2 separate regions of the Homo sapiens genome follow, and region 1 is linked to region 2. A link is a loop called in an ENCODE intact Hi-C map of the cell type or tissue named here. Cell type or tissue: gastrocnemius medialis. All regions are shown on one strand.

Region 1 (2,500 bases), 57 kb after region 2:
AAGTGATTCTCCTGCCTCAGCCTCTGTAGTAGCTGGGATTACAGACGCCTGCCACCATGCATGGCTAATTTTTGTACTTTTTAGTAGAGATGGGGTTTCACCATATTGGCCAGGTTGGTCTCGAACTTCTGACCTTGTGATCCACCCGCCTTGGCCTCCCAAAGTGCTGGTATTACAGGCGTAAGCTAAATGTGTGTTCTTAATCTTCCATTGGGTTCTGCTTTCTTTCTTTCTTTCTTTCTTTTTTTTGAGTTGGAGTCTCACTCTGTCACCCAGGCTGGAGTGCAGTGGTGTGATCTAGGCTCACTGCAACCTTTGCCTCCCAGTTCAAGTGATTCTCCTGCCTCAGCCTCCCAAGTAGCTGGGATTACAGGCACGCGCCATCATGCCCAGCTAATTTTTTGTATTTTTAATAGAGATAGGGTTTCACCATGTTGGCCAGGCTGGTCTTGAACTCCTGACCTCAGGTGATCTGCCTGCCTCAGCCTCCTGAAGTGCTGGGATTACAGGCATGAGCCATCATGCCTGGCCGTGTTCTGCTTTCTTATAGGAGTTCTCTAGAAAAATGAGAGAAGGACACATGGGGCCACAGAATAGCATCCCTAATGTTCCCAAACTCCTTGAAATGTTTTTGTTCAATTCTCAATCAACACTGTTGATGGTCTGTAGCTGATCAAACCCGCAAAATAGATATTATTAAGGATGCCATCTCTCTGCCTAACTACTAACCAAATTAATTAACAGGCGGAGAAACACACTAATTTGAATTTTACCTTTTGTTTTTCTGTTTAAGAGGCATACCAGCTCAAAATAAGAAGTTCTTTAAACATCTGCAATGCCCAAACTAAGAAAATATTCAGGAATGAAATGGGAACAAATTAAAAGAAAGCCTCATAAAGCGTTTAATCTCCATTCTTCCTCTCAAGCCAAATTAATCCCAAATTTCTACAAGAAAACATTAAGATACCATCTATGCTTCACTCTTTAAATTAGCGGGGGGCTATAGCAAAAAGAATTGAGGTTAGATTGACCAACCACATACATCCTATTTTTTGTCTCCAATAGAGAGATTCTTTTTCTTTTCTCTCAAAGCACAAGGTATAAAGTGTAAAGTCTGAGCGGAGGGATTCCCTGGTCTGTTTCTTCTGGGTCTGTCTCAGCATCACAGCAAAGCCATGGGCTGAAACTCACTTGAGTGAAGCAGATGCTGTACCAAGTAGCATGATTCCCATGCACACACGTGCACGGTGGAGGCCATTCAAACCAGCTGGGATATCGTCTGGTTTGCATTTGGCTCTCTTCCCAGGCTGTCACATGTGACTTCTTTGTTGCAGACAATGACAGTGACAAAACAAAAGCACTCAGGGACTAGGTCTCAGTTGCATCTGTTGCTTTGCTCATTGTCTTAACTTAATTACGCCAGCCACCCTTGACAATGGGCGGCAAGTGGAGGCATGTTAGAAGCAGCCGTCATCAGAGCTGGCACCCACCTTTGGTGCACTTCTTGAAGAGTTATGAAACTGTCTCACATTCAGTCAAGCAAAAACTTTTCACTTCAGCAGCTTGTCCAATACAAACAAACCAGCTGAAACTGTTTCTAGTATGCAACTAGACAGATTTTTAAAAGGAAAACAGTAGTGAGTAAATACTGTTTCCTATTGACACCAACGAAGGTAAGACTATTAAGAAAACATTGATCCTCCAGCTCACTGGGGTTGGTTAAAGAAGTTTACCCTTTAGAAGGAAAGGTTAACAAACACATTAGGAAATAAGTTTGTGGAGGGTTTGATTTGTGATATATATGATTACCCATTATGGACAGACACGCATATTTAGGGTGCTAGAAAAGGCCCTGAAGAGGCCATTCACCTTCTCCCATTATCTCTTGGTTCTTATCCAAGCTCCAAGCTTTCCTTTGGAAAGCTATCCACAGACTTTTCAATTAAGATTACTGTGCCAGGTGTGGTGGCTCACACCTGTAATCCCAGCACTTTGGGAGGCCGAGGTGGGCAGATCACTTGAGGTCAGGAGCTGGAGACCAGCCTGGCCAACATGGTGAAACCCCGTCTCTACTAAAAATACAAAAAATTAGCCTGGTGTGGTGGCGTGTGCCTGTAGTTTCAGCTACTCAGGAGGCTGAGGCAGGAAAATTGCTTGAACCCAGGAGGCGGAGGTTGCAGTGAGCTGAGATTGTGCCACTGCATTCCAGCCTTGGCGACAGAGTAAAACTCTGTCTCCAAAAAAAAAAAAAAAAAAAAAAAAAAAAAAAAAAAAAAAAGATCACTGAGGACTAATAACAACGGCAATAATAATAATCTTGCTTAACATTTGCAAAGGCTTTACAGTTTACAAAATAATATCACTGAATCCTTACAATCACCACATGAGGTGATGCGGTGTTATTCCTGTCAGTCCCACGTACAAGCTGAAGCTCGCTAACATTTAGTAATGTGCTTGAGGTCACAGAGGAACAAACTGATAGACAAAGGGCTAAAATAAT
Region 2 (2,500 bases):
TGCACCATTACTTGGTCATAAATTCAACTTAATGGTAATTTTAGTAGGGCAGCTTGCCCAGGGTTTGTAGAAACACAAATCAAAAATCCCAAATTCCATGCATATCCTCCTAGAAACTCTTTTGGCAACTCCCTTCCATTTGCTTTTTAAGGAAATCAATTTCCTTAGTTATGGTCCCTAGTTGCTTAGGGTGGTTTTGCACAGAGTCTAGAATCACTGTGGCAGCAGAGAGGGGAGTGGGTGGCATGCTGCTTGAACTATTTTTGCCAAGCATTCGGCCTTGACTTCAGTTGTCAAGGAGGCACAAGTGAGCTGACACACAGATTCGGTAGACAGTCCCAAAAAAGTAGTATGTGGTGAAAATGTTCAGATGACTCTGTCTAAGGAAAAATTTTTTTCAAATCCTCCTGTCCTTGACTGATTCCAAACTGACAAATTCTGGTCATTATGAATCTCAGGTCACATAACAAGCTCTGAATCCTTACAGAGTTGGTTTAGTCCAAGCTGGCATAGAAATATCTATGGAGTATATTCAGGCACAAGGCTACCAGACACCCCTCCAGACTCTTAGAAGTAGACTCAAACATACCATCTTGTATGCATGCCATATCCTGTGCTCCCTATGATCATAGCAACTAGAAGACCTTATTGTCCTTAATTACTTATGCGTGTTCCCTTATAGCACACTGTGTGCTCCCAGGTGTATGGCAATGCCATACCTGAATTTGTTTCTCCAGTTTTTAACCCAGTGCCTGACATGTGACAGATGCACAGTTAGCATTGGTTGAATGAACAGAAGTATGAATGAATAACGTTCATGCCTTTCCAGTAAGGTCTGACTTTTAAGTTGGGGAACCTGGGAAATGGCCATTCCTTCTTCTTCTTTTTTTTTTTCAGGATGATATACATGGCCAGGTGAAGACAGTAGAGAGAAAACAGAACTGAAAGTAAGTGTCTCCCATAAGTAGGGTAATTTGTACTTTATTTACTTACACCAAAATTTACAGAATGCCAATACAGTCAAAATATAGTGTCAGGTACTGAAGAATATTTAACTAGGAATCAAAGAACTCAAGATCTCTTACTCTTTAGATCTAAGATCCAATGTATAATGCTACCCTAAATTACTTTATTCTTAATAGCATCACTCTATCCAGAGAAAATACACGACATTCTAGCTTCTCTGATTTGGTTTTGCAGATGGGTCTACCTATAACCTTCCCCTCAGGGGTAGAGAGGAGTTTAGCTGGCAGTTTATTTCTGTTTCTACTCACACGCCTAGCATATGAGAAGGCTGGGATTAGAGCCAAAGGAGAAGCCTGGAACACCCAGGTGATGGCATGTTTGGATCCTTATAATTCTCTATGAAAGAGTGAAGAGACTCAAAGGCTATGGCTCTCCAGCTTGAGTGGGCATCAGAATCACCTGGAAGGCTTCCTAAGACACATTATTTCTGGGCCCCCACCCCCAGAGTTCCTGAGTCAGTAGGTTTAAGTTCAGATTCCAGAAGTTGCATTCCTAGGAAGTCCCCAAGCAATGCAAATGCTACTGGTTTAGGACCAGCTGAACTAAGGTAAGCCCTGACACTTTCCACCAAATCAAATTCTCTCATTCCCTCATATAATGCCACAAGATGATTCCATTTGTATGGTTTTGTCCAGGTAGCCTTGGACTCAAATAAAAGAATCAGTTGGAATTACTTATTTCATAGCTGTTTTCCACTGATCTGGGGCAAATTTTTTGTGCCAGATACCTTCCTTTGTGGTTTAACCTGTATTTATGGGCTGCCTCTCTTGTCATTAGTTGGAAATAAAAACAATGATAGTATCAATGAAAGCAACCTGCAAAAGTATTGTTAACATAGAGATGCATACACATAAACTGTTTATTCATGCCATTGGGCTTGTGTGGATAACTGTGTAAAATAATGAATTTAACATTAGCCTTTGGATTTTTTCTCCTTTCCTTCATCTGCTCTGACTAGGAGAATAATTGTAGCTTCAGTCTAAATGGAGAAATATTAGCCAGGTCTTTCTGTCTTCTAGATAGGTCCTGTAGTCCAGCCAAGCTATCTGGATTTCTGATTAGACAGAAATCCATTTTTATAAAGAGAAAAAAATGTATTTTCTCAAGAATTATTTTTAGTTATTTTCTCTCTTGTGATGAAAGGCTTATCTAAATAGCCCAAGCTTCATTCAAGATTCTTCCCCACTCTTTGTTGTCACCCAGCCTTCCCTGACCTCACTCACCCTCAGACAGCCAGGGATTTAAAAATACGTTGGAAGATTTTAATGGTCTCTGCAGAGTAGAATTACATTCTTCTGTGTAACATTTGGACACCAAGCAGAGAGATAGCACAGTCTGTCTAGCTCTTTTGTAATTATTTCATGGTATTGTTTTAATTGTGGCATGGCTTAATCACTGGCTGTGCACAGATTATGCCACATACTTAAAATAATTACAGGGATTTGGTAAGATAATGCTGTGAATTCATTTAATG

The links. Hi-C counts contacts between places; a loop is a spot of excess contacts. Peaks named below come from ENCODE experiments on the same cell type or tissue, not always from the same donor. Only the 100,000 strongest peaks of a DNase experiment are listed, where the experiment ranks them.
Region 1: it touches region 2 in a loop (2.8-fold over the local background); 1 of 110 quality-filtered maps calls a loop at or near these places.

What each region holds. Positions count from the first base shown.
Region 1 is chr12:102,404,857-102,407,356 of GRCh38, forward strand. All of the region lies in intron 3 of IGF1 (insulin like growth factor 1), which reads right to left. The region is part of intron 7 of LINC02456 (long intergenic non-protein coding RNA 2456); the gene reads left to right. Among named protein-coding and RNA genes, the nearest start is that of IGF1, 74 kb to the right of the region's middle. In gastrocnemius medialis, no CTCF peak of the experiment used is centred here; a DNase peak (open chromatin) is centred at 1,275; H3K27ac peaks cover 485 bases.
Region 2 is chr12:102,347,986-102,350,485 of GRCh38, forward strand. It overlaps LINC02456 (long intergenic non-protein coding RNA 2456), which reads left to right. Exons shown (of 13, transcript XR_007063427.1): 6 at 898-947. Among named protein-coding and RNA genes, the nearest start is that of LINC02456, 70 kb to the left of the region's middle. In gastrocnemius medialis, no CTCF peak of the experiment used is centred here; a DNase peak (open chromatin) is centred at 1,306; H3K27ac peaks cover 1,944 bases.